Regions from separate parts of the Mus musculus genome. Here regions 1, 2, 3, 5, 6 and 7 are each linked to region 4. Evidence: chromatin loops called from intact Hi-C (ENCODE). Cell type or tissue: left cerebral cortex. All regions are shown on one strand. Region 1 holds the start of Gm33693 (a long non-coding RNA gene). Region 2 overlaps Gm38631 (a long non-coding RNA gene). Region 3 overlaps Gm29536 (predicted gene 29536). Region 4 holds the start of Scg2 (secretogranin II). Region 5 overlaps Ap1s3 (adaptor-related protein complex AP-1, sigma 3). Region 6 overlaps Gm38631 (a long non-coding RNA gene). Region 7 overlaps Ap1s3 (adaptor-related protein complex AP-1, sigma 3).

Region 1 (4,000 bases), 700 kb before region 4:
TGTATGGAAGTGGGGCCTGACTAGAGAAAGTGGGTCATGAGGGGTGTTCTTGGAGACTAGGTCTTGCCTTGGCCTTTATTATGGCTGCTCCTATCCATTCCCTGTCAGCCAGGATGTGGGAACTTTCACCATCATACACTCTTAATGCTTTGATGTCATGATCAAAAGTGGGAGGTGAAAGCAACGACAGGCTGAAGCCTCGGTCAGCGTGAACAAGTGGCCTCTTCTTGTTGTGGCTCGGCTATAAAGTGTTTCCTACGGGCTCACATGGTTGCACACTTAGTTCCTGTCACTGTAACCCCCGGACCTGTGAGCTAAAACCAATTCTTACCCAGCTCCCTTAGGCTGCTGCTGTTGTATCACAGTGATGAGAAAATAATTCCGACAACCCTTTAAGATATTCTGTGAGGCATTTTGTTACTAATAGGGAAATATTTATTTCTGACAATACAACCTCAAGTCTTGTGAAGGAGTAATTGGTATTCAGCATTGTCTTAGTTTGGAGCTATTATAATTTTTGTATTATTATATAATATGTATTATATTATATCTTAGATAGGACAATTTATAAATAACAGAAAAGTACGGCTTGCTGTTCTCAAGCCTAGGGGGTCAGCTCTATCTGTCATTGCATTTGGTTCCTGCTTGAGGCCTGTTAGAGGTGGTACTTTTAACATATTTCCTGCAAGTGGAAGGGCACACACCTTACCCAAGCTTCTTTTCCTCTTTTTCTCATTTTCTTATTTGGTCCGTGAGAATTTTGTACAATGTATTTTGGTCATAATCACCCTTCCTCAAACTCCTCAAACGCCCCTCGTCTCTTCCCCACCCACCCAATTTTGTGTCTTTTTTTTTTTAAATCTTTTTTTTTTAAAAAAGATTTATGTATTTATTATATACAAGTACACTGTTGTTGTCTTGAGACACACCAGAAGAGGGCATCGGGTCCCATTACAGATGGCTGTGAGCCACCATGTGGTTGCTGAGAATTGAACTTAGTCAGTGCTCTTAACCACTGAGCCATCTTTCCAGTCCATGTCTTTTTTTTTTTTAAATCAAGTACAGTTGGTACTGTATAAACTCCTGGGAGCATGGCACTTACCAGGTGCTACACTCTTAAAGAAAACAGGCTCTTCTGTCCATGAACAGCTACCAGTTGCCAATAGCGCCTTAGCTGGGGGGGTGGGACGTCTATCTAGCTCTGCCCTTCCATGCTGAGATTTTGTCTGGATTGAGCTTGCATGGGTCTGTGTGGTTCATGATGTCACAACTGCTATGAATCCCTAAGTACGGCTATCCTGTTGTGTCCAGAGGTCAGCGGTTCCCTGTAGGTTGCTTCTTGTATAACGCTACTGATCCCATTCACGAAGGCCGAGCCCTCAGGATTTAACCGCTTCCCCAAATCTCCACCTTCTAATTCCATCACCATAAGGGAGGGGCATGGAGAAAAGGGCAAATCCAGAAGAGAGAAAATCTCCATGGACGTTCAGAGTCCACTCTCATGTTCTAAGTAGGTGGTTACGTCCTCGTCATCATTGTGATCACTGCTGTGTCACACCACCGATCATTCTGTGCCAGAGCTTATTTACAACGCAAGAACAAGCCAAGGAAACATGAGCGCGGTCCGTGACTTGGCACGCAGGCACTGTTTTCTTGTTTGAGTCCATGAAGCAAAGCTGGGAGGCAGAAGTGTTGCTTTGGAAACAGAGTGGTGAGAACATGGGGCTGTTTCTTCTAAACCTGTGCTGCACAGGCTTCTGACCCCACCATCTCCTGCTCGAGCCCCGCAGGAGCTTTGCTTGTTGTGGGCTTACTTACCCTAGCTGCACATCTCGACCCAGTAGCCAAAACTATCTTCTTACTATGAAAATGTGACCATGGTAATTTTTAACTTAAGTCACTTACATGTCTCTAGTTCTTGTATGACAATATAGAGAGCACAGGGCTCCTGAGGTACTTAATTTAATTTAATTAATTTATTAATTTAATTTATTTTTTTAAAAAATTTTTTCGAGACAGGCTTTCTCTGTGTAGCCCTGGCTGTCCTGGAACTCACTTTGCAGACCAGGCTGGCCTCGAACTCAGAAATCCACCTGCTTCTGCCTCCCAAGTGCTGGGATTAAAGGCGTGCGCCACCACGCCCGGCTCTGAGGTTTTTTTTTTTTTTTTTTTGGAGACAGGGTTTCTCTTTGTAACTCTGGCTGTCCAGGAACTAGCTTTGTAGACCAGGCTGGCCTTGAACTCATAGAGATCTGCCTACCTCTGTCTTCCAAGTGCTTGACTATTATGTCTGTTCATCTTCTAGATTTATTGTTACTGATGTGTCTGTGATTTATCCATGTGTGTGTATGCCACATGTCTGCATGTGCCCAAGGAAACCCCCAAAGGATGTCTTATCCTCTGGGTCTGGAGTTACAGGGGATTGTGAGCTGCTCTTTGAGGATACGAGAGACAAAACTCAGGACCTCTGGACGAGCAGGAAGAGCTCTAAACTGCTGAGCCATCTCTCCAGCTCTCCCTGCCCCACGCTTTTGAGTCAGGGTCTTTGTAGTTTAGGATGGCCTTGCACTTGCTGTGTAACCGAGTATGAGGGGAACTCCTGATCTCCTCCCTCCAACCTCTTACACGTTTGTCCCCCATTCTTATTTTCTTAATGCAGTGCGGGGGATTGGACCCAGGGCTTCCAGAACGCTAGGCACACCCTCCACCAACTGAGCTGTATCTCTAGCCCTCATTGCTTCACATCTTAGGATGATTTTCCTTTACTCTTTTAAGGTCTTGGTTGTTTTTGTTTTATTTATTTGTGGTTCAGGGTTTCCCAAGTAGCTCAGGCTAGCATAGAACTTGCCCTGTAGCCTGGGGGTTCTGCTTCATTCTTAAGGTCTTTTTAATTTTTTATTTTTGTCTAAAACCAAACCAAACCAACAACGACGACAACAACACTATGTATCCTTCAAGAGCCAACATAAACAGTACCACCGCCAAGAAGCCTTTATTGAGGACGCTATAAAGAATTAAAAGCGTTTTCACTGCACTCCCACAATACCTTTCTCCAATCTGTCTGAAAACCGTGAGACACCCAAATTATTATAACACCCAGAGTTGAGCAGAGATACCATCTGCACGGGCTGGCATGGAGTTGGTGCCCGGGAGTTACTGAAGGCGGGAGCACTCGCACACCGCCTAAGACAAGCTGTAAGCACAAGCACTGGCTTACTTCTTCGACAAGGAAGTGCGCTTGTTTTTCCCCTCCAGAGGACGATTTTTCCATCTACTTTGGTGAGGATGGACAGAAGGCTAAGAACAGGAAAGGAGAGATGAGCTTGGGGAAGTGAGAAGAGTAGAGCACAGAGGGGGATGAGGGACGGTGGAGGTAAAAAGAAACAGATACAAGGCATCACTCTCAGTAATAGTCCTTCAGGCTCGGAACCAGAGAGAGAAAAAAAATCCCGATGCGTTTTCAGGAACAAGCTGCGGTTCTGTCAATCACTGCATCCAAGGCAGAGAACGTGCGAGGTCTCCACGTACAAAGTTCAGAGGAAACTCAGGGCTCCCGCTCCGACCCGTCTGCATTCTGCTTATTTCCTTTTCTTTTCTCCCTCCAGCACTTCCGAACCTTCCCTTCCAGCCCAAGCATCCTCCAGGGCTCATTCAGCCTTCCATTGGTCCCAATGCAAACGCTTGATTTTCTTCCACTGAAAGCTGGGTAGCCATATGGGACAGTATTGGCTTCCTCGAGGCACCACACCACCAAGTCCATTTCTGAGGCCAAATGGGCCACAGTGCTGTTTACCTTTTTAAATGAGCGTTAGCCCAGGGATGAGAGTTAGTGCTGTGTCCTCCAACCCTTCAGGCACAATGGGTCACACTCTGGCCCAGAGAAGAAAAGGTCACGGTGGAGGCCAGAACTGACGGAGCCTGCCTGTTCCCATCAACATTTACCTCCTCAGGAAATGTGCTTCAATATTCAGCTCTAAAAGCTGATGCTGCCTCCATCCCA
Region 2 (4,000 bases), 720 kb before region 4:
ACACACCACATTGTGTATATTCAGTCCCTTGGTGATAGGCGTTGGAGTGTCTGTACCTTTGACAGTGTAGATGCCTGCTTGAGTTCCTGCCTTCACTTTGAGGCAAGCACCCAGAAGCAGGATTTGGGGTCACATGGGAATTCTGTGCTGAGTTTTCTGAGGAGTTGCAGAACTGCTTATCACAGCTCACCATATCATTTCACAGGGCGGGACATGGCACCCAGGGAGGCTGAACCCAAGGTTGGATAGCTGGGTGCTGAAGAGAGCTGGGTTGTGCTTCCCCCAGTTTTCCATTACAGTGGACTTTCCTCCTTCTCCTTCTGATGGTGATTTGGATATTCCCTCTTGAAGATGAAATCTTTTTATTTAAATTTTTTTATTATGTATTTTCCTCATTTACATTTCCAATGCTATCCCAAAAGTCCCCCATACCCCCCCCCCCCCATCCCCTACCCACCCACTCCCACTTCTTGGCCCTGGCATTCCCCTGTACTGGGGCATATAAAGTTTGCAAGTACAATGGGCCTCTCTTTCCACTGATGGCTGGCTAGGCCATCTTCTGATACATATGCAGCTAGAGACATGAGCTCTGGGGGGTACTGGTTAGTTCATAATGTTGTTCCACCTATAGGGTTGCAGTTCCCTTTAGCTCCTTGGGTACTTTCTCTAGCTCCTCCATTGGGGGCCCTGTGATCCATTCAATAGCTGACTGTGAGCATCCACTTCTGTGTTTGCTAGGCCCCGGCATAGTCTCACAAGAGACAGATATATCAGGGTCCTTTCAGCAAAATCTTGCTAGTGTATGCAATGGTGTCTGCGTTTGGAGGCTGATTATGGGATGGATCCCCGGATATGGTAGTCTCTAGATGGTCCATCCTTTTGTCTCAGCTCCAAACTTTGTCTCTGTAACTCCTTCCATGGGTGTTTTGTTCCCAATTCTAAGAAGGGGCAAAGTGCCCACACTTTGGTCTTCGTTCTTCTTGAGTTTCTTGTGCTTTGTATCTTGTATCTTGGGTATTCTAAGTTTCTGGGCTAATATCCACTTATCAGTGAGTACATATCATGTGAGTTCTTCTGTGATTGGGTTACCTCACTCAGGATGATGCCCTCCAGGTCCATCCATTTGCCTAGGAATTTCATAAATTCATTCTTTTTAATAGCTGAGTAGTACTCCATTGTGTAAATGTACCACATTTTCTGTATCCATGAAGACGAAATCTTAACACTCTATGCTCTACTTCATTTCTTCTATAGATACTGCAAAAGCAGGCAGTTTCCAAAATCTTGACTAACACGATTCCTTCCCATAAGTAAGACATGGGGGTCATTTCAAGAGGTTTGTCTCATGACAACACGCCACATCATTTGGTCTTCAGCCTTTTCCCAGCCTCTTTTGATGGCTGTTGTCAAGACAGGCTAAGCTGAGGTGGCTCAGCTACGTCCTGGATCCTTTCCCCTCAGTACTCTGTGTTGTCACATACAGCTAGCTAGGCGGAGCCAAAGGTATTTCGTATGCCTGTGAAGTTGAATTTAGACGCCTCTCCCGCCTCACCTGCCGCCCTGTGTCACAGACCTGACCCTTCAATCTGCTTCAACATCTTGCCTTCTAAAGGAACCGCCTTTCACCTCTGCCCTCTAAACAAGGACCCGCTGCTGGTCTTGATACAGAATGACTGAAACAACTCTCTCCTAAGAGTTTATACCTAGCACCTGGCTTCTGATTTTGGAATGAAAGATATATGTTAGGACGTCCCAAGCTGGCGCATCAGGCTTGATTTTGGAGGGCCGCCAGCCTCCCCCACATTGCTCCTGGAGTCTTGCCCCACGCCCCCCGCAGGGTTTCCGAATTTAGGGGTAGCTGGGAGGATGGAGTCCTGCTTGTTGGGCCAGGAGGAAATTCATTTTCCATGTGAGTGAAAATCAGTAACTTAAAACAGTTCTAGCCAAGGGACGTTTGGAAACCGAGGCCTGGCCAGAGGATGAGGTGGGGTGCTTTTTGGGGTTGGGGAAGAGACTTCAATAAGCAGGTATTTCTCAAGCGCATGCGTGAAAGCAGGAAATCTTCTTCGTAGTTGTAATTCCATAGGTGTCCACTGGATGGCGGAGGAACCCCGCTCATGGCGTCTCAGCGCAGCACAGCCTCGGGTCTGGAAGAAGCTGGATTGGTTTGATGAAGCCTTTACAGTCTTCACAAGATAGCTGGCGTTTAGAGCATTCTGCATGAATATACAATGAAAAGTCGAAGTCCTAACAAACTAAATGAAATGTGTAGGAAACCCCAAGGACTCTTTCTGGCTTGTACAAGAGATCAGTGACAGATAGGGTGTTGAAAACGGGGTGTGCGTGTTAACTCCTGTACAAAGGCAGTTTTCAGGTCTAACTCGTGGTTTAATTGTTCATCACACTGGACGTTTTCTATGATGTGCACTAAGCTGTGTGTAGTGACAACGGTAATAAAATCATCCCCTGTCTTTGAAGAGCTTGCATCCATCCTACAGGGACTCTGATCACAGCTTAGATAAGATAAATAACCTGTGTGTCAGATGGCAACAAATATCATGGGGGCATCAGGTGGGAGTGGAGGGATGTTCCTTTCAATCCATGGTCCCAGAAGACCTCCTGGGAAAGATGACATTTCATTAAGACCTGACGGTTTGATGAGCAAGCCCTGAAAACCTTAGGGGAGAGACTTCCTGTGAGGGTACAGTAATGTAGCAACCCTGAGAAGGGACCAAGGAGGCCAGGCTGGCTGCCGGGCAGAGTGGGGCTAGAGAGCAGGATATGAGTCAGAGAGAGGCTGGGGCGAAAAGGAGGATTTTTCAAAATGATTTTTTTCTTAGTATATATTAATTGTACATTATGACAGGTTTCACCATGCCAGTCTCTACTTATACATAATATTTTTGTCTATATTTACAGTTCCCTTCAACTCCTGATAATAATAATTTTCATCTTCTTAATTACTTCCTGCTTTTACTTTCATACTTACATTGACTTAATTTCAGGTGTTTGCAGTTATTTATTACAGTGTCTGCCCCACTGAAGAATGCATTTTTTTTTTTTTTTTTGAGAGAAGCAGGACTTTAAAGCAGAAGGATGAAATCAAACCTTGTAGGAGAGAGGGTTATGGCCAGCACCCTACCAAAACAGCCCTCAGCCATGTTAGCACTCTACCAAAACAGTAACGAGCCAGCACCCAGCCAGGCCAGCACACAGCCAGACTAGCACCCAGCCAGACCAGCACCCAGCCAGTCCAGCATACAGCCAGACCAGCACCCATCCAGGTTAGCACACACTCAGACTAGCACCCAGCCAAGGCCAACACCCAGCCAGGCCAGCACCCAGCCAGACTAGCACTCAGTCAGGCTTTCTTAGCCTTTTTGCAGCCCATGCTTGGGATTGTTTGCTGTTCAGGGGACAAAAGGCATACCAGCTTCCTGCCTGGCCTCCTTCCATCCACTAGGTGCTAGTGGCACTGCTGAGCTGGGCTTTGAAGGTTGGTACAATATTGATGGGAAATAGCGAGAGTTGGGGAGAATCAGCCGGGAAACGAGCTGGCATTTGACAGATGCCTCTGTGTGGAGACCAATGTCCCTTTTTGGCATCACGGAAACCGTTTTTATCATTTCCTTTGGCCTAGGTGCAGTTTCCATGACTTTTGCCTTACAGCAGATGGAGGGTTGGAGCCGGAGACTAAGCTATTTTTTTTTTTTTTTATTTTTTAGGGAGTTTTAAGCAGGACAATACGTGTTATACAACTTAAAAAAAAAAAAAAGAAAACAAGATTAGAAAAGAAAAACTTCTCCCTTGCCCCCCTCACCTCTCCCACCTACTGGCCCCTGGCATCTTCCCAAGATGAGAAATGAGAAACTTGTATTTCTCCTGGCTTCCAGATGAGAGACCAGATTATTTTTCTACCACTGGAATATAAAATTAATTTATTGCCTCGGTTAAATTTGATTAAAAAAAAAAACCTCAGCTTCTCTTACACACACACACA
Region 3 (4,000 bases), 540 kb before region 4:
GTCAAATCATGGATCCAAGCTGATGACCTATGTCGTGCTTGAGACAGCTTTCAGATTACTTTCTCTGCATTCTGTTCTCTCTAGAGATCTCCAGATAGCTCTCTATGTTCTGCTCGTGCCCATTCTTCAAGCACTTTTCTCTTTTTATTCAAAAACTTCTCTGCATAGCTCATCTCTTACAGATCATAAGCCCAGCCTTTTATTTTACATATCACTCCAGTCATTAACTCCAGGTTTCCTTTCAATTATCCTAGGAATCAGCATCCCATGGCCCCAGCTCCTTAAATTTTAAGAGACGGCAAGCACCAATTTTCTTTTAACATTGCAAAAGAATTCAGAGATCTGCCTGCTTCTGTTAAGTACAGACAATTAGCCAGCTTGGTAGGACCCTGTCCTGAAATTACCATTTCTACCATTCCTGGGCCTAACCTGACTGACTGTCCCAGGCTAACCCTGAACTCAGGAATCTGTCCGCCCTTGTCAGCATAAACAAAAAAACTTAGCTGGGGGAATCTCCTGTGACCACCACTTCCTAAACCTCTTTTTCTCTTCCTTAGTATCTTTTTGATGACAAGTTGACTCAGCACAGATGCCTCTGTTCCTTTAGATCTATGAAGATCCTTGCACAAATCATACTACATCCTTATATTTTGCATAGTTGAGAAAGTATATGTTTTTGAACTCATGATTTTAAAGTTATTTTTCACAGTCTTAAAGGCTGTCCTGAAGGTCCTAGTACTTACCATTTTGCTGAGACATTAGTCACACCCTCACCTCCCAGATATTTGCTGTTTCAATCATCATGAAGTCATTAACAGGGAGGACATTCTTTGTAGGAAGAACATAACAATGTGTACATTATTAAACAAACAAGCCTTAAATCCATAGAAGCCATGGACACTCCTGCTGGTCCTGTCCCAGGGGCAGGTCCCACATCATTCCACCCCTACCAGGGCCATGGCAGACTTGTTAACCTTCATCTTGGAATTCCGTCTAAAGAACTATGGACAGATACATTTCCATTGTTTAACTATGTCATTATGAATATGCAGCCTGAGCAAAGGAAAGCCATGAAGGATTTTGACATGTAGAAATCTCAGTCCTGATTCTTTCTCCACACAGGTTGCAGTGTTCATAGCCCATGGTCTGGTTGATGAATATAATCAAACCTATGCATACAAATCTCCTTTGGCTGCAGAAGTCCTTATTTCCTTTTCTTGCCTTTTATGTAGCCACACAGGCCAAAAAAAAACTATGCTTAGAATTGCTTACATTTCAGAATTTCAGTGGCTTTCCTTGTATCCACGGAATTTGTTTCCTGTCCTAAACTATCACAAGGGAGACTCCTAGAGTCCTTCCTTATTTTTCCGTGAAGATACTACAGCTTTTCTCAACTTCGAGCATAAGTGTCTTGTGCTGGCTTTTTTGTTTGTTTGTTTTAAGTTTATAGCCTTGCCTGAATCTCTGAGTGGAAAAAAAAAACCTCACAAATGTTTAATGAAGAAGTTTGGGAGGCTTACAGCTATAATCCAGAATCTATTTCCAAACCCAGAAAAGACTTTTGCATTTTTTTTTCTTTTAGATCTCTCATCTTGAAATAATGTCATTTAAAAAACCTTTTTTGAGGCAGAGCTAGACTTTTAGAAATTTGTACCAGACTTAGTTTAAGATTCAATAACCAAGATGGATAATAAGGTTTTTGGGTGGAGTGCAAAACTAATATTACATTATAAAGGAAGGGGCTAGCTGTAGGCATGTGTAACACCTCTCTCTCCATATATACACACACACATACACACACACATATATATACACATATATATACACATATATGTATGTGTGTGTATATGTGTGTGTGTGTGTATGTGTGTGTGTATGTGTGTGTGTGTGTGTGTGTGTGTGTGTGTGTACACTCCATGTCTGAGGACAGTCTACAAAGAGTGCTATAAATCATTTGATCTAAAGCAGTGCAGCTACAGCAAGCGCACAGGTTTGAAGAGAACAATGTTCATTTCTATTTGTTAAATTTTTTATTGTTAAAAATCATCAGTAGAGGGGGCTGGAGAGATGGCTCAGGAGTTAAGAGTGTTTGGTGCTCTTGCCAAGGACCAGAAGTCAGTTCTAAGTACCTACACTAGGCAGGTCAGAACTTCTTGTAACTACAGCTCCGGGGGATTTGAAGCTCTGGGCTACAAGCACATACTGTATACATACATACACGAATAAAATAAATCTAAAAACTCAAAAATGATCACCAGTACATTATTATATTCTATATGTAAGAAAATCATTGTGCTCATGAGTTAACTTGGTGTTTTTATTTCACGTATTGTCTATATTTTGTCATTTCAATTTTAGAGCCTTGAGGTTCATCCATGTACATTTAAATCTTTGAGAAGGTTTTACAATGGTGGGCTGTGGGAAAAGCTGATTATTAAGATTAGAAAAATAATTGGGATGTTCTGCTCCTGAGTTTCATTTCATTCTCAATTATGGACTAGAGATAAATACTTTACAGCTAGCCTATACGTCTTTGATTAGGTCACATTAATTAACATTTTGATTTCTAATTTTCTCCATTGGTATCTATTTTTAGACAGCCAACCACCTACATGGCATTAGACAAATGTGTGCGGTTTGGAAATAGAAGAAGTTGGCTTCAGGTGGTTTTATCAACCTTGAATCAAATAAGCAAAGAGGCGGGCTGCATCAGAAATCCTAATAGCAAATTTTTTAGAATAATAATAATAAAAAAATCTCTGCTAAAGAACAAGCATTAAGTGCACGCAAAAACAGTTTTTGCAAACATGAACTACATAAGGAAGTCCTATAGACAATTAAAGGCAAAGCTGTAATCTCTGAGGATATTGTTTTCAGCCTTCCAAACCCATCAGTCATATGGCATGTCACTGACATTCAGAGCGGCGAAGCACACAGGACAGTGTGACTGCAGCATGTACTCCTCAACTTCTTGTTGCAAAATCTGCGTGCTGTTTGAGTTTCCTTGGCTTCTTTAAAAATATTCCCCGATACTCTTAAATTTTACCTTTTATTCTCTCATATATTATATTCCAACCTCAGTTTCCCTACCCCTCCTCTCCCCTTAGTGTCCATTCTCAACCTCCACTCTCCCCCAGATCTACTGTTCCCTCTGACTCCCCTCAGAAAAGAGCAGTCCTCCCAGGGACAACAACCAAACATGAAAAATCAAGTTTCAAGAAGACCAGGCACACACCATCACATCAAGGCTACCCTAAGTTTCTATGACCTTGAAATCAAATCAGTTTTATAGTTTTGAAAATACAAGATAAGATTAAAACCTGTAAAATCTTTCTTTCATCCCTCCCCTATGTGTGTGTGTGCACGCATGTGTGTGTGTTTCTGTGTGTGTGTACAGGGGTGTATTCAGTGGTGCATGCATGTGGAGATGCTAAAATTTAACACTCCATGCTTTCCCCTATGGCTCTCCACCTTAATTTTTTGAGACAGGGTCTCTCAGTGGACCCAGAGCTCACTGGCTCCAGCAAGAAGATTCCAGCAAGCAAGGGATCCCTCCTCTGCCTTGTGCAATGGTACAGATACACACACAGAATACTAAACCCAGCTTTCCTCAGCCGCTGAGGTGTTCCGTTCACTTGATTGTGAACACTTTAGAAATCCCTCATTCATTGTAGCGTGTGCTGTCTCAAGATTTAAGATGGACAATAACGGTGGGCCAGAAGCTGCTATGCTGAAACTGAGTGTCTAACCCTTGAACAAAACTGAGAAACATTGGAAAACATACAAACCATCTGATAAAAAATGGTTTCCTGTGTCAATTTACTTCTCTTTGACTGCCTTGTGCTTCCAAAGAAACCAGAAAAGTGTTCAATTTTAAATTCTGGTCTCACAAATAATTTATTTCTTGCACCTTAATGTCAAGATGAAAAGAAAAAAAAAACACCTTTCCAATTTTAGCCTTTCCACCTTAAGAATATGAGTTCATTTTGCCAATGCCAGC
Region 4 (4,000 bases):
TCATGTCTTCGATACATCCTGGTTTGTGGCAAATAAGCAAAGTTATGTGAAAATGATTTCCTGTTAGATTAAGCATCTAGATATTGCTTAACAGATCTTGCTGATAATGAATGCTATAATTTTTTTAGAACTGTCAATAGGTTGTAGGTATAGAAACTTCCTTTGCTTACATACATAGGCTGATTAAGATTACCACCAAGTAGGCTATTTAAGCATACACAGAACATTTCCAAAATAAACAAATGCTTTCTTCAAGAAACTGTACCCATAAACTTGTGAGTGATATAATGAAGTTTAAATAAAAAGGGTTCTATATGTATATAATATATTTCATATTACTTCAGGATTGATTTAGCTTTGGCAATCAGCTTTCACTACTGTCATGTTAAATGTTATCTTGAAAGCCATATTGAGTGCATTTGCTTTAAGATCATTATCTTGACATACTCTTAACACATCTTAGCATATGGATTACGTGATTATCTGAGAACCCACTACTTTGAAGGGAGGTTTTTCTGTAGAATTAGAGAAAGAATGCACATTGCAGTTTGAACCACAGCCTAACATGCATGGCCGACTCGTCGCTGACTCTGGTTTACTTTAGATGACACCGTTATTGCTTCTAACACTCAAAGGACTTCATTTCTCTAGGAGCTGCTCTTGCAAGCAGTGAAGATGGCTTTAATAGTTCTAACACCTTACACAGTGTTTGATTTAAAATTTAATTTTCTGAAGTCTAAATGGTAGGAACATTGTGTCTCCTCAGACAGCTATTATTGATGCCCCTTACAGTAAAAAACATCTTTCCTATGAAATCAGCTGGAACATTGACACTGAACCATCAACACATGTGAGTAAATCTGATTCAAACAACCCACCTAGTTAGGATAAACAAAAATAAATTTGCTTCAATCAACCTCTTCAGCAAGTAACATATCAGCTTTTCCAACCAACGCATAAAAATTACAATCACAGTCCATACCGATCTATATATTTTCTTCCCTGGATTCAAAGTTATCATTTCTCTGTGATTCCTAGTAACATGAACCTTTCCCACAAAGTGATAGTTCATCTTTGAAAAGGGGAAAATGTCAATGTTCAAAATTATTCTAAGCTGCTTTCTCAAGACTAAAATTAGCACATAATAACATAAGCCCTTCTGGAATATACCAGTTCATAAAATAATTAATAATTAATTCAGAGTTCCCTTAAGGTGAATATCAAAGAAAGAAAACAAATCTAAATTTTTTGCCTCTGTGACTCATATGATTGATGACATTTGAATCCTTTTAAACTGTCTGTTAAGATTATTAAGCATATAAAATTATATTTTTGGTTCTATATCTGACTCTTGGGAGAAAAAGAACACATTAGAGAAAGAATCAAAACATAAGGTTTGGTTAACTTTACATTAATCGGCATGTTGACGTTAAAATTCTCAACTTTTCTGCTCTCCTTGCATACAGTTTTACTCAGTAACATTATAGTTAATGCATATTCTCTGACAAGTCCTGTAAATCACAGAGCCCCTCATTTCGGCACACACGTATAGAGTATCCTTGCCTAAAAAGCAGCAGGTTGTCCGGTTATTCTATCAATATAAGCTTGCCAACGGTCTTTTTCCTCTCATCTGGGAAAACAGGGAGGGACACTCAAATGAGAACTTTCCAGTAAATAGAAGAGAAAGCAGTCTTACCTCTGTCTTATATTATGTGGAAGGCTCCAAGCATGCTCCTCTCTGCCGCTGAGTGAGGGCTCGGGCCGTTTCAGCACCGGACAGCTCCTCGGCTTATAGAGAGCCTGGGCGCCTGACTCCGCATTCCACGCTGACGTCACCGGCTCAGCCTCAAACCCCAGCGCAGGCGAGCTTTTTCAAAGAATCCGAGAGAAAACAATCACTTTAGATATTTTTTTAAAGCGTTGCATGCTTACGCCACCTGTCTTATGTAGCAAAAACTACAGCTTCTTCCCCCTTCTTTTATCTCTGAGGCTCGAAATAAAATGTTCAGCACAAATTCCCTTAGAAAGGAAGAAATCTGTCAGATAGACATGACTAATTGCAAGGACATCTCTGCGTTTTCACGCCTTGTTTAGAAAGGTTTCTTGGGCTTGCTGCCATGTCATAAGAATTTTACAGATAATGACTATCTTTTTATTTGTGCCTATAAAGAAATACGTTCTCATTTCCTGGTGCAGCCACAATTGAACAGAACATTGCAAATATGATAGATCGTATTTCATATCATGACTCCAGGCAGAACTGTTTTAAAACTGTTTAGTTTGAGCAAAAAAGGTGAGATGCTTAATTTTTTTTTTAATGAGAATCAACTCCAATTCTTTCAGCACAGTGTTCAAAATGAGAGTTCACAGACGCTCAAGTTGTTGATACTTCTATATGAGGCCATTCAAATCTTCAGCAAAATCAGGTGTTGCAAGAGATAGCTAAGAAACTGTGCTCCAAAAAACATACTGCCTACCAGGAAGGGAGGGATTACTGCTAGAAGAGAGAGAGTGGGGGTGGAAGGGGGAGAGAGAGGGAGAGAGATTGAGAGATTTTCATATGCCTAGAGCCCTCTTGGCATCAAGAGAACATAGTACCACAGAAATACTTCTAGGTTTTGGTTGAGTAAGTTGAGGTGACTAACTTCAATGAATGAGAACCATCCAAGGAACAATGTCAGAGTTAACCCACCGCTTCTTGGATTTATAATTCATAACCATGGCTGTACTTTGCCGTGGAACTTGATTAGGTACCTTAATAATTTATACAGGTCTAAATTTTTAACTTTATTTTATTAAAGATGTGAGTCCTCTAACCCTGTATATACTGAAATATATTTCTGAGAACTGAGAGAATCTTGTTGTATGAGGTCCTCTAAAAGTCTCTGCTGACTGAACAATCACATTCCAATTTTATCTACCCACCAACTGAGTTATGATGCTTATGAGGTGCCAGATAGTTTGTGAACTACTGGGAAAAGAAAAAAATGAATATAGTTTTCTGGCTTTAAGAAGGCTTTAATCAATGGGGATGAAAGATAGATTATTTTAATATACATTGGAAAGCACTAAAGAGAAGGCTATTCAGAAGGCTTTGAAAGTTTTGTGGCATTTGCAAAACTCAAGAAGAAGGAAGAAGAAGGAAGTGTGGATACTTTGCTCCTTCTTAGAATGGGAAACAAAGTACCCATGGAAGGAGTTACAGAGACAAAGTTTGGAGCTAAGACGGAAGGAAAGACCATCCAGAGACTGCCCCACCCGGGGATCCAGCCCATATACAACCACCAAACCCAGACACTATTGCATATGCCAGAAAGATTTTGCTGACAAGACCCTGATATAGCTGTCTCTTGTGAGGCTATGCCAGTGCCTGGCAAGCACAGAAGTGGATGCTCACAGTCAGCTATTAGATGGAACACAGGGCCCCTAATGAAAGAGCTAGAGAAAGTACCCAAGGAGCTAAAGGGGTCTGCAACCCTATAGGAGGAGCAACAATATGAACTAACCAGTAACACACACAACCCCCCCCCCCAGAGCTGTGTCTCTAGTTGCATATGTAGCAGAGGATGACCTAGTCCGCCATCAATGGGAGGAGAGGCCCTTGGTCTTGGGAAGATTATATGCCCCAGTACAGGGAAATGCCAGGGCCAGGAAGTGAGAGTGGGTAGATTGGGAAGCAGGGTGGGAGGGGGGGTATAGGGGACTTTTGGGATAGCATTTGAAATGTAAATGAAGAAAATATCTAATAAAAAACAAAAAAGTAAACATGCTAAAATGAAAAAAAAAAGAAAGAAAGTTTTGTGGCTTATTAGTTGTTGACTCTATCTATATAGTAATGAGTAAGAGGAGGAGAGACCTCCAGCTAATAGACCTAAGCTGATCTTTTATTAGGTTTGTAAGACTTCCTACTCTACAAAACACTGTTGAATTGTTCAAAACTTATGAATATGAAATAAATACTAAAATAGTTTTAAAACTTATGAAAAAAATTTCACAGAAG
Region 5 (4,000 bases), 200 kb after region 4:
CCAACAAAGTGTTGTGATGTGTGATGACTGTGTCTTTTTGAGAAGAGGAGGAGACACTAAGAACTATCGTATCCTTGTCCTACCTTCTCCACTCCAACACGTGTACCCAGAAGCAAGGCCATGTGAGGGCACCCTGCAGTGAAGTACTATCTGAAGCCAAGTAGATAGATACCCAACCTGCCTTCACTTTGATCTTGACCCTCTGGCCTGCAGAACTGTAAAACACAAACTTCTGTTGTCTACTCGGAAAGGGGGAGAGAGAAACCCTGGCACCCCTTCCTCGGGAACCCAGAAAGCCACTGTGCTGGTTCTTTGGGTCAGAACACACCACTGGCCTGCTGCCATGCCCTCTATCACCTCATCTTATGAGTTGCCTTTCCAAGGCCTAACTAATAAGTCTACCTAGAAACAGCACCGACCTGCAGATCTGTCACTCCGAGCTCCTTTTTTTCAGTTTAGCCTGTTGATCAGAGGCCTTCTGACTGTGGATTCAGTCATTTTCTCCCAGTTCCCTACAAAGTATCTACTGTTCCCTTTGGTTTGCTTCTCTGGGGTGTGTTTCTCTGTTTCTCATATCTTTTATCTATAGTAAGAGCAGTTGTTTCTGGGTCGGGAACTTATATTTTCTCTGTTGATTCTCTCCCAAAACTGCACCCCTTGTTGATGGTGAATCATTTACTCTCTCCCACTAACAGTGGGTTAGAAGGAACTGGAAGACAACAGGTGAGGCATTCAGGGGAGTGCCAGCCCCCACACCAACCCGGAGCCATCCTCTAAGAAATAGGAAAGTAAGTCACATGTTCAAATACCTTCCATGGGCTGGGCGGAGGTTAGCACTGTATCAAATGTGAGCGAAGGTTCAGTGTCATAAAACAGGAGGGGAAGAACACAGTAGTCCGCTCTTAATCACAAGCCCCAGAGAAAAGAGGCAGCTGGTTCAGGAGCTGCAGTCACATGGTTGCCAAGAAAAGCGTGGTGGTTACTACTACCAAGTCTTCGAGAAACCTGACATCTAGACAATTAGAGAACCGTTTTAATGTTCGTAACTAACTGTAATCAAAACAAAAAGACACTGATTGTGCTAAATAAAACTCACTTTGTGGGAACATGATCTCTGAGCTGTCTTTGCCTGTGGGTCTCACTTTAAGATACTGAATAAAAATGATGGCAGAGGGCTGATGAGATAGCTCAGACGTTAAAGAACCTGCTGTTCCAACATGAGGACCTGAGTTCAAACCCCCGTAGCCCACGTAATGTTGGATGCAGTAGTGCCCCCTAATATAAGCCTTAGAGGCTAATTCAGGAGAATGCCCCAGAAGTTTACCAATCAACTAGCCTGACCTCCAGAGTGGCACACAAGAGACCGTGTGTCAAACACAGTGGGAAATGAAACCTGATACCAGAGGTTGTCCTCTGATCTCCACAGGCATACAGAGCACATGAACACTCACACATACACATACATACAAATATTTTGTAAGTGCTGGCTGAAGGTTCTCACTGAAATATAGCTTCATTCGGATCCAAAGATTTTGCTTTTGGGATTTTAAAGTTGCTTATTTGAAGATGTGCTTCTCCGGGCTCAAGAATCTTGCTTCTACCTCTCAACTTAATATTATTGTTGAGTCAATTCTGGGACCCAGTTCTCCAGTTAATATTTATTCAACAAACCTTGTAGTTTATTTCCTCAAGATTGTAAACCAAGGTTCTGTTTCAATATAAAAAGAAGAAAAAAGTACACGAATATACTGAATCTCGGAATCTCATTTTTTGCCTCTTCTCGCCAGCCTTTGTCTTGAAGATGTAGAAAGGCAATCACACTGGCTGGCGTGTGTCGAGCTTTCGCAGTCCTTGCACACCATCTGGTGGCAGAGCTGGATGCTGAGAACATGAGAAATGGTCAGTAAAGGAGGCAAATTAAGCTTAAGGAGGACAAAAGACTGAAAATAGAAAAAAGAGGCATGGTGGGCGGGAGGGGGGATGACACAGAGGTCATTCATATGTGTTGGGTGTGTGTCAGCTATGAGTAATAGGCAAATCAAAAGGGTGGCCACCAAGAATAGCCTTATGGTCATTTGTGTAAAACTTTAAAGTTCTCTTCACAAAAAAAAATTTATCATAAGAGTGTTAATCATCCACCTATATGGCACAATAACATTTATTGAAAGGGAGGAACAATGAAAAAAAAGAAAGTTAGGATAGGTAGGCTTTTTCTCCATTGAGTAGCTTCAAAATCACACACACACACACACACACACAAACACACACACACACACACACACACAAGATAGAGAAGATAGGTGTTAGATAGATAGACAGAGAGACAGACAGACAGACAGCCAAGCACAGTGCAGACACCTATGATCCTAATACTTCAGATGTGGAAGCAGGAATTCAAGGTCAGCTCTATAAGACCCTGTCTCAAAAACAACAATAACAATTCTTTTTACTGGGGCTGGAGAGATGGATCAGTGGTTAAGAGCCACTGACTGCTCTTCCAGAGGCCTTGAGTTCAGTTCCCAGCAACCACATGGTGGCTCACAACCATTTGTAATAGAATTTGATGGCCCTTTCTGGTGTTTCTGAAGACACTTACAGTTACCCATATGCATAAAATAAATAAATTTTTAAAAATCTTTTTATTACAGTAGAGCTATACAGTGTTAATAAAGTAAGAACCATCAGCCACCAAGGAAAGAAAACAAGAAAGGGGGGGGGAGGGAGGGAGGGAGGGAGGGAGGGAGGGAGGGAGGGAGGGAGGGAGGGAGGGAGGAAGGAAGGAAGGGAGGAAGGAAGGAAGGGAGTCGTCATACCAAGAGACAGGACAAGAAACCTGAGTGGATGGAATTATGTCAGCCAAGCATTCACATGTTGACGTTCTAAACTGAAGAACCTCAGAATTTTATCTTCTATAGAGACAGATTTGCTGCTAGGAAAAGTCAGTTAAAATGAAGCCAAACTGATAAGAGTGTGGACTACCACCACCTAGTATCACCAGACTGGTGGACTCATAAATTCGACCATTTTGGGCCCAGCTACTTGCACACTGTCATGTGAAGATAAAGGCAGAGATTGTGGCAATACTGAAGGCTGCTGGCAAACCATAAAGGCCTGGGCCAAGAGCACAGCATGGTTCATCTGAGTTCCCAGAAGGAGCCAGCCCTGACTGCCCATTCCTTATCTTCTTGCAGCGTGTGAGTCGGTACGTCTGTTGCTGATGTCATCTGGCTCACGCTTCTTGGCTATAGCAGGCCAGCAGACTAATCAAACTCTGCCTCTCACTTTGAATTCTACAACTTTCTTTTTTTCTGTTTTAAAAATTATCGCTGAGCACTGGTAGATCCAGTAGAACTCAGGAAGCAGAGCTAAGTGGATCTCAAGTTCTACAGCCTGGTCTACAGAGCAAATTCTAAGACAGACAGAGGGTTAAACAGAAAAACTGTCTCGATAAAAAAAAAAAAAAAAATTAAACCGGGCAGTGGTGGCACACGCCTTTAATCCTAGCACTTGGGAGTCACAGGTAGGCAGATTTCAGAATTCGAGGCCAGCCTGGTCCTACAGAGTAAGTTAGTTCCAGGACAGCCAAGGCTACGAAGAGAAACCCTGTCTCCAAAAACAAAACCAACAAACAAACAAACAAAAACAAAACAACAAGAACAAAAAACTAATATATATATATATATATATATCATTATTTTCTAATTTGTTATAAGTCAACATCATAAAAACAAATCAACCTCATTCCTGGAATAAAATCAACAAATCAACAGACTTCATTCAACTTAGCAAATATTTATTATCTACCAGACTGACATATTTTTTAATGGAATAACCATTTTCTAGACTCATAAAATGAAAAGAACATTTATCAGGCAAAACTAAAACACCTACAAACCATTGTACCTTAAAACTTTAGAAGTTCTCCATGAACATGAGTATAAAGATAATCAACAAAATATGAGCAAATCAAATCTACTACAAGTGGGATTATAGCCCATGA
Region 6 (4,000 bases), 710 kb before region 4:
TTATTAATGCTGTGACCCTTTAGTATAGTTCTATGTGTTGTTGTGACCCCAACCATAAGATTATTTATTTACTTGCTACCCCATAACAGTTATGCTCTGCAATGCAAGCATAGAATGTGCAGTATCTGATGTGTGACTCTTGTGAAAAGGTCATTGGATCCCAAAAGGGTTGTGACCCCAGGTTGAGAACTTCTGTTCTAGAGTCACACACAGATAACAATGAATGTGTATTATACGGGGTATTTGTTAACTTGTCTTACCCACAGGGGTTGGGTAGTTTGTTAATGGCTGTCTGCATGCAGGAGAGGCTCAGAACCTGGTAGCTGGTCAGATACAAAGTCGAATGCTTCAGCATTCCCAATCTGGCACCAAGCTGCTGGTCTCCAATCCATATTCAAAGTCTGAACATGATCTTTGGGATGGCAGTGAAGGGTGGTGGCAGCACACCAGGAGAGCCAAACTCACCAGCAGCGGGGCAGGTGGCCCTTTGTGAAGGTACCGCCTGCTCTGGGGGTGGGGGGAGCATCTTCCCTCAGTTACTTCTTCCTGGAAAGTCACTGGCAGATCCCTCCTAAGGCACATCTCTCAGTTGACCCTAGACCCAATCAAGATCACCTATCACAGACATCTCAGAAGATAATAAACCAATGACAACCTTAGTGGACTTGTGTCAGCACTTCTTCAGGCCTGCACAGTGCTGTCATTTAAAGCCTGCTGCATGCTGTCATTTAAACTACCAGAGTCACTGAGCCCAGAGCACATTGACTGTTTAGTGGTTCTGGGAATCCTCCTGTCTCCACTTCCCAGCGTAGGGCTCAGTTTCGAACCACCACACCTAGCTTTCACATGAGCGTTGGGGACCTGGACTCAGGCCCTCAGTTATTTTTGGTAGTCACTTTAATCAACTGAGCCACATCTGCAGTCTCCTTTATGAGCTTTTGACATGATCTTTTCATAGGGAGGGTGTGAGGGCTGATATCATCGGCTCTGATCAGTGTGGGTTCTAGCATGCCTTACTAAGAAACCCATCTGTACGGGAAGCCTGCTAACTCAAATGTGGCTGTTGGTGTGGTGTGGACCGAAGCAGAACACAGAAGGCTAAAATTCTTAATCCCCCTTGCTTTATGGTATTACATGTTTCCCTGCATCTAGGATCCATCAATGAACAAAGCGACCACTTTTCTGTTCATCCTCTCATCACCCCAGGAAGTCAAGTTAAAGATTAAATCCCAAACCTGGCAATATTCTTAGTCATCACCACCAAGGGCTATAGACCATTAGGTTATATCAAGCCTTTGACAGGTCACTGATTTCTTAATTAGCAGCTTGTGACTCATTGCTGGAAGAGCAGGAAGCTGCTTCTGACCCTCTGCTGTCCTAATTGCCAATTGAGCTGCTCTCATGGGCTCCCTCTGCGTATTTTGAAAACCTAATACTGCCACTAGCAATTTCACGATCGTGCAGGCAACTTCTAAACATCTTTAAAGATGTCACCTCCCTGTGTTATTTCATCTAATGAGACCCGAGGGCAAGGCAACCCTGTCTTCCTCCTTCAGAACTCTGTCTGGATCCTTCGATGTCTGCTTTATTGCCACGGGGGCTGTGTTCATCTAGTCTCTGTTTCTCTGAAATGTCTTCTTGAATTTTAAGCAATTTATTTTTACCTCACTCACAGACAGAGCGCCTGAGACTCCAGACGATGCATTTTGGGACAAGTGGACTGGTATCAAAGTCCTTCCTCACAGAGGGAGCTGATCTCAATGTGAACCCCAGGACACACGTGCTGTATTCTGTCCTTCAAGAGCATCAAGTGTGTGAAGTTGCTGGGAAGAAGCAGGTGTAGACAGTTTGAAAAAGATCAACCTGAGACGACCAAGTTTCTGTGCTTAGGACATTTATAATCAAAATGGAGGGAAAGAAGTATACAAACACATTCAAAGTATGAGAATAGTCACCTGTAGGCGTTTACTCTCATAGGGAGTGTTGTCAGATCAACAGGATCCAGTTTCACCTGGTTGGATTAATCGGGGTGGGAAGAATTGTCTTTACTGTGGGCAGGCCCATCCCTCGGGCAGTGGGTTCTGGAGTACAGAACTCTGAGAAAACTGCGCACTGACATTCATTCCTCTCCCTATGTAGCCAGACTAGATTCAACGTGACCGCCTGCTTCAAGTTCCTGCTGTCTCCTCTGCCTTGCTACTGAGGGTGGCAGCTTGAAGCAAGCCCTTCCTTCCTTAGGTCGCTTGAGACCTTGTACTTTGCTAATTGTCCATTGAGCTGCTCTCATGGGCTCGCTAGAAAACCTAGTAGTGGGTATTCTGTTATAGCAATAGGAAAAGGAAATAACCCTTTCACCAAATTTCTATACAAACTAACGCGTGCGTGTGCGCACACACACAACACACACACACACACATTTTCATATATGTCATTTCTACTTATGAGTGTGCATCACCCTCTCCATCTTTCCTTGCCACTCCCTCGGCCCCACACACCTTCCTATATCCATTACCTCCTCGTCTCTGGATCCTTTGCTCCTTTCCTGTCACTTAGCTTGCCATCCTTAAATGTTAAGGCCACCCGACCCATCTCTGCTTCTCTCTTGGAATTCACTTGTTCCTTTGGACTTAACTACTGTATGACTACTTTTGCATTAAAGTACCTATCCCTGAACTCTACATGTGACCACTTTAACTTAGGTGCATATTTTACATAGTTGTCATGTGACTCTTACCGAAGACTCCCAGCATGACCCTCTGGGCCGAGATCCTTCAGGAAATCCTTTCCTTCTGACCTCCTTCACAATTGCTTTCTTTCCAGTCTCCATGTAAATGAAATCATGCAGGGTGTGCTCTGCGATGCTTAATTTCTTTCATTGCATCGTATATCTGTGAGATTCACCCAAGTTAGGTATATCAGTCACTTGCTTCTTTAAGGAAAAGATTTATTTTTATTTATATGTATGGGTGTTTGCTTATATGTATGTATGTATATGTGTATGTATATATATACCATATGTGTGCTTGATGTCCAAGGAGGCCAGAAGAGGGTGCTGGATCCCCTAGAACTGGAGTTATACATGATATTTATGTCATATGGATGCTGGGAAACACACCAGCATTTTGTACCTAATTGCCACGTGACGCATAAGGAGACGAGGTACTGGGTGATGAAGCACTTAAGCACTTAAAGTGAAGTCTCTTTGCAGCTGAGGGAAAGCAGCACTGGAAGCTGGGTCTCCTGATCCCAGGAGCTTGGGGTCTCTGCTATCAGGCCCTGTATGGATAATCTTCCCCGCCCCGCCCTTCTCCTTCCCAGACAGGTCTTTATAGTTCAGCTTTCTCTCTTAGACATGACGCCTCCCCTTAACTGCTGAAGACTGTAGTACTCAAACTGGAACTGTGACAAATGTCGCAGAGCAGAAATTAGAATGTAAAAGCAAAGCCTTACTGTAAACACAAGGGTGAGATTGCGTTTCAGAGAGTCTATGTGCGAAGGATTGGAAAGGGCTGCTCCTTCACAGGCTGTCAGAAGGCAGTTCAAGAATGGAGTCTTGTGAGGAAAAGTCTGTGTGCGTGTGAGAAAACGTCAAGAAAACAAGAGTCTTGTAACCTCAGCTTCTTAAAAACATGGAACATGTTCTTGTGCCCCTCCCACGTGTAGCAGATAGGAGTGAATTTACTCCAGATTATTCTTTACCCCTGGATATTGTTTTTTTTTGTCCATATGCCTCTATGGAGAAACATGTTTTTGCCATGTGCAGCTTGTTCTTGTGACTGCACACTTCATTGGTGTGATTCTTCTTAACTCTGAGGGTATAAATTGTCTGATGCTCTGAATAAAGTCAGCTATCGCATGGGGCTTCAGTCCACGTCATTTATCAACTCCACTCTTCCACGTCTAATCGCCTCTAGAGTGGTAAACAACAGGCGGCTTAACCTGTAACTTCTAAGAGCCTTTTCTATACCTGGTTCATGCATTCAAAGGAACAACATTTGAC
Region 7 (4,000 bases), 190 kb after region 4:
AGAAGCTGTGGCTTTGCCAAAGCACTCCCTGGTAGTGGACTCCATTCAATACCAGCCCATCCACGCTACTTTTTGCCTACTGCTCTTTAAAAACATTCTCTGCACTTCCAGTGTACATTTCCCATTTTGGCAACTGTAGTTTGATGAAGGACATGGGGTTAGGCTGGCTATGTCCATGTCCTAACTTGGGCATCCATTACCTGAGTCTTCATTGAAAAGCTGGCTTTACCTCTCAAGCCTCTCTCATTTATCAGTTAGGATTCCTCGCTGGAAGGGGCTCACCACTTCACACAGGTGCATCAAAAGAAATATAGGCACCAAAGGAAGAAAGAGCTGGACTGCAGTCCTGGCTCTCCTGATTATCATTCACCTACTGCGACTAGGTAGTAATTACTTACACTGTGCGTCCTCAGTTCACCCATCTACAAATATGAACAACTGCAGTATGAACAATCCATTGGAAACGGTTCCCTTTCCTCTATCACAGTTATTTGCATTTTCCCATTGCATCTGTTACTAGGTGAATATATGTGGTTTGCTTTTAAAAAATGTGCTTCTTGAATATATGAATATAACTTGTCTCGTTTGTTTGCTGCTGTATCGACAGCCATTGATGCTGGAAATGTAATGGTGCTTACAAAATGTTACCAAGCACCTGCGTGCAAATTCAGCACATGCCTTAAGCATTCAGAATCCATCTAACACCCAGAAGCTGACACATGTCGATGGAGATCTTCACTAGCGCTCACTCTTTGCTGCACATACTTAAGACTCCAATCATGAAAGATTTCAGAAAGCGCTGAGATTGGTATTGCAATCTAAAATGTTCAGAACTAAGATGGAGCAATGCGATCACGAAAAGCTTGGTTCTCATGAAGTTACTCACACCTTTTATAAACAAGTTTCAGCTCCTTCCAGTCAATGAAGCTGCTGGTCCTGTGCCCACGAGAGAGGACGGTCTGGATGATGTCGCGGGTGATCTTCTTCCTCTCCTTGTCAGGGAGTGTGGTGTACCATTTCTGCAGCCGCAGCTTCCCTTGTCGACTGAAGAGCAAGATGAAATGTATCTAGAAGAAAAAGGCACAGAGAAGCCCCCAGTGTTCACTCAGCCAAGTCACTGCATAGATCGGGGTGTCTCGGTGCTGGGTGGAGCCAGGTATGTACGCTGGGAGGATATTTACCTGCCTGAGAATGATCCCATCTGAGAAATTACATTTACCCACCAGAAGCATGGACTGTCACAATGAAACCTTACTTCTGTTCCAGAAGACCATGTTTTAATAATAATAATAATAATAATTCTTCAAGGGTTGTAAGTTCATTAAGAGTCAAAATGTATCAGAGGAAGTAGTGGGGCTCTGTGATACAAATTCTTCTTTGACAAGTAAAACAAGAAAAGTGTTTGCATGGTGGAAGGATTTACTTAAGAGTTACAGTCTTCCATGTTCCATTTCATAGCTGTGAAAACATAGGAATGGGGAGAGTGGAAAGGGAAGGTGATTTTAAACAAAAATAGTAAAGATTTAAAAAGAGAGGAGCAGGGGGAGGAGGAGAATGAGGAGGAGGAGGAGGAGGAAGCAAGGAGAAAAGAGCACAAGAAAGAACAAAAGGACCAAACCTAAGCATGAAAGCTCAATGCCCTGTGTGGCCCCCACAGCTCTGCCATTTCCCATCTCAGGCGTGGATTGCCTCCTCAGCATGGCAGATGAGACAGTGTAGACAGTGAGTTGGCTGCACTAGGAAGTCGCCTCACTTTGTTTCCAAATCAGTTTTGATATGTGTATTCAAAATGAAATTTTGTATTTTCATAAATTTTAAAGAACCTTAAATGGAGGATGACAATCTAAGTTCAGGACCTTAGGTGTAGAGCAGACCTCATTTACAAAGACTGTCAAGTAGCCCAGTTGTTTATTTTATAAAAGATCACATTTTCTCAGCCTATCATATTAGAAGATAAGAATTAAAGTCATGATTGATTGATTGATTGATTGATTGATTATTGATTAAAAATAAATGAGAACGTGGAGCTGGAGAGATGACCCCGTGATTAGGAGCACTTGCTGCTCTTGCAGAAGACTTGAATTTGGTTTTCCAAGCACCCACACGGTGGCGCACAACCACCCATAACTCTGCTTCCAGGAATGCAATGCCCTCTCCTGAACTTCTGAGGGCATCAGGCACTCATGTGATACACACACATACATACATACATACATACATACATACATACATACATACATACATGCAGGCAAAACACACTTACACATAAAATAAAATCAATAAATCTAAAAATAACTTAGAAATTAAATGCATCACTGCAATTAATACTTGTGAGTACTCCAAAGACATAGGCTCCAAACCAAGAATAACAACAGTTAAAAATAAATACAAACACACCAAACAAACAAACAGTCTGGTCATTTTGCTGTAGAGCTTTCTCTTCTAATGACACTGCACAGACCTAAGAGGTCACAGGAGGTTATATCTGAAGTCAATAGACACCAGGATATTCCTTTGGAACTTCCTCTAACTTAAAGAATTTGTGGGCTCTTTTGGTAATTAATTTTATCTATTATTAGCACATATGCGCCTCTTTCTCTTTGTCTCTGTTTGGACTATGTCTGTTAGTGAATGTGAGTGTGTGTGTGTGTTGGGGGGAGTTGGCTCACACAGCATACTTATCGAGACAAACAACTTCACGGAGTTGAGTCTCTCCTTTACCTTTGCGTGGGTTCCAGGGATGGAGCTTGGGTGATGGCCACCAGGCTAGTGCAGCAAGGGCTTGCACAGACTTTTCCCTTTTCCTTTTCCTTTTCCTTTTCCTTTTCCTTTCCCTTTCCCTTTCCCTTTTCCTTTTCCTTTCCTTTCCTTTCCTTCTTTGTTTTTTAAGTAAAGTAAATGTAGTTTGTTTGTTTTTAAGTGACAACAAACTCCTGATCTGGAGGGCAGACATCACAGAGCGTGAAAACAACTAAAACTCCTGCTCAGTAAACACCACTCTAAACCCAGGATGTTCTCAGAGCACTGCATTTTGACACCAGGGAGATAGGTGGCTCCATGAGTATTGGCACTTCCCACTAACCCCAGCCATCTGGGCTCTACCCTCAGGACTCACACAGTAAAAGAAGAAGAGAACCAAGTTCTGAAAGTTATTCTCTCAAACAGAAAAGAACACTCGCTTCATTACCTTAAATACTATTTCCTGTTAGATAGGTATAAGCAATTCAGGAATGCGCACAGTCAGTCTTTCCTAGCAACCATACTTGCATGGGTACTTTTGCCTCTCATCCTGGTTAAGTTTTATTATCAACCTGACACAACCTAGTGTCAAATGGGAGGAGGGAATCTCCTTTAAAGAGTCGCCTCAATTAGATTGGTCTATTGGTGGTGTCTGAAATTGTCTTGACAGATTGAGTGCGGAGAGCCCAGTCTACTGTGGGTAACACAATTCCTAGAAAGGTGGACCTGCAGTGTATAAGAAAGCTAGCTGAGCCGATAAACGAACTGGTAAACAGCATTCTTCTATACTTCCTGCCATGTATCTATGCCCTGACTTCCCTCAGTGATGAGTTATGGACTGGAAATGTGAGCTGAAGCAAACTCTTTCCTTCCCCAAGTTGGTCTTGGCTAGAGTGTTTTCTCACAGAGACAGAGACAATGTAGAATACCATTCTAACAGTATAAAATCGGATGTCTCTAAAATGTAAAATAACAAATCTATCTATCTAACTAGCTAGCTAGCTAGCTAGCTAGCTAGCTAGCTCACTACCTATCTATCTATCTGAAGACAGTGCACAGCTCAGGATGTGAAGAACAAGGCTCAGTTGGGGATTACCACCAGATGAGACTGTTCAATCCCAAGTCTAGCAAATGGTCATATTTCTGTTAGAGAGATCAAATCTACAAAATCAGAGGGTGTTTGCTCTCATTTCCTATGAGAAATATTACTGTCATCCCATCTAGCCTACATCTTTTCTGCTTTGACATAAACAGTTTCTCC

What was found. Peaks named below come from ENCODE experiments on the same cell type or tissue, not always from the same donor. Only the 100,000 strongest peaks of a DNase experiment are listed, where the experiment ranks them.
Region 1: it touches region 4 in a loop (4-fold over the local background); 3 of 42 quality-filtered maps call a loop at or near these places.
Region 2: it touches region 4 in a loop (7-fold over the local background); 12 of 42 quality-filtered maps call a loop at or near these places.
Region 3: it touches region 4 in a loop (1.8-fold over the local background); 2 of 42 quality-filtered maps call a loop at or near these places.
Region 5: a loop joins it to region 4, with 2.8 times the contacts of the local background. A loop is called at or near these places in 3 of 42 quality-filtered maps.
Region 6: it touches region 4 in a loop (5-fold over the local background); 13 of 42 quality-filtered maps call a loop at or near these places.
Region 7: a loop joins it to region 4, with 2.2 times the contacts of the local background. A loop is called at or near these places in 2 of 42 quality-filtered maps.

The regions. Positions count from the first base shown.
Region 1 is chr1:78,739,263-78,743,262 of GRCm38, forward strand. The region is part of intron 3 of Gm38631 (a long non-coding RNA gene); the gene reads left to right. Gm33693 (a long non-coding RNA gene) reads right to left here and starts at 1,518. Exons shown (of 5, transcript XR_865566.2): 1 at 1,103-1,518. In left cerebral cortex, no CTCF peak of the experiment used is centred here; DNase peaks (open chromatin) are centred at 1,611 and 3,148; H3K27ac peaks cover 266 bases.
Region 2 is chr1:78,722,553-78,726,552 of GRCm38, forward strand. All of the region lies in intron 2 of Gm38631 (a long non-coding RNA gene), which reads left to right. Among named protein-coding and RNA genes, the nearest start is that of Gm38631, 4.6 kb to the left of the region's middle. In left cerebral cortex, CTCF peaks have their summits at 2,100 (motif pointing right) and 3,469; DNase peaks (open chromatin) are centred at 2,107 and 3,447.
Region 3 is chr1:78,896,812-78,900,811 of GRCm38, forward strand. The region is part of intron 3 of Gm29536 (predicted gene 29536); the gene reads right to left. Among named protein-coding and RNA genes, the nearest start is that of Kcne4, 82 kb to the left of the region's middle. In left cerebral cortex, a CTCF peak has its summit at 2,061; no DNase peak of the experiment used is centred here.
Region 4 is chr1:79,438,260-79,442,259 of GRCm38, forward strand. Scg2 (secretogranin II) reads right to left here and starts at 1,767. Exons shown (of 2, transcript NM_009129.3): 1 at 1,697-1,767. In left cerebral cortex, a CTCF peak has its summit at 1,942; DNase peaks (open chromatin) are centred at 612 and 1,835; H3K4me3 peaks cover 2,186 bases; H3K27ac peaks cover 1,901 bases.
Region 5 is chr1:79,638,486-79,642,485 of GRCm38, forward strand. The region is part of intron 1 of Ap1s3 (adaptor-related protein complex AP-1, sigma 3); the gene reads right to left. Among named protein-coding and RNA genes, the nearest start is that of Ap1s3, 31 kb to the right of the region's middle. In left cerebral cortex, a CTCF peak has its summit at 1,859 (motif pointing left); a DNase peak (open chromatin) is centred at 1,849.
Region 6 is chr1:78,729,007-78,733,006 of GRCm38, forward strand. The region is part of intron 2 of Gm38631 (a long non-coding RNA gene); the gene reads left to right. Gm33693 (a long non-coding RNA gene) reads right to left here. Exons shown (of 5, transcript XR_865566.2): 2 at 2,735-2,888; 3 at 1,665-1,823. Among named protein-coding and RNA genes, the nearest start is that of Gm33693, 9.8 kb to the right of the region's middle. In left cerebral cortex, no CTCF peak of the experiment used is centred here; a DNase peak (open chromatin) is centred at 1,628.
Region 7 is chr1:79,624,219-79,628,218 of GRCm38, forward strand. Ap1s3 (adaptor-related protein complex AP-1, sigma 3) reads right to left here. Exons shown (of 5, transcript NM_183027.2): 2 at 889-1,067. Among named protein-coding and RNA genes, the nearest start is that of Ap1s3, 46 kb to the right of the region's middle. In left cerebral cortex, a CTCF peak has its summit at 2,100; no DNase peak of the experiment used is centred here.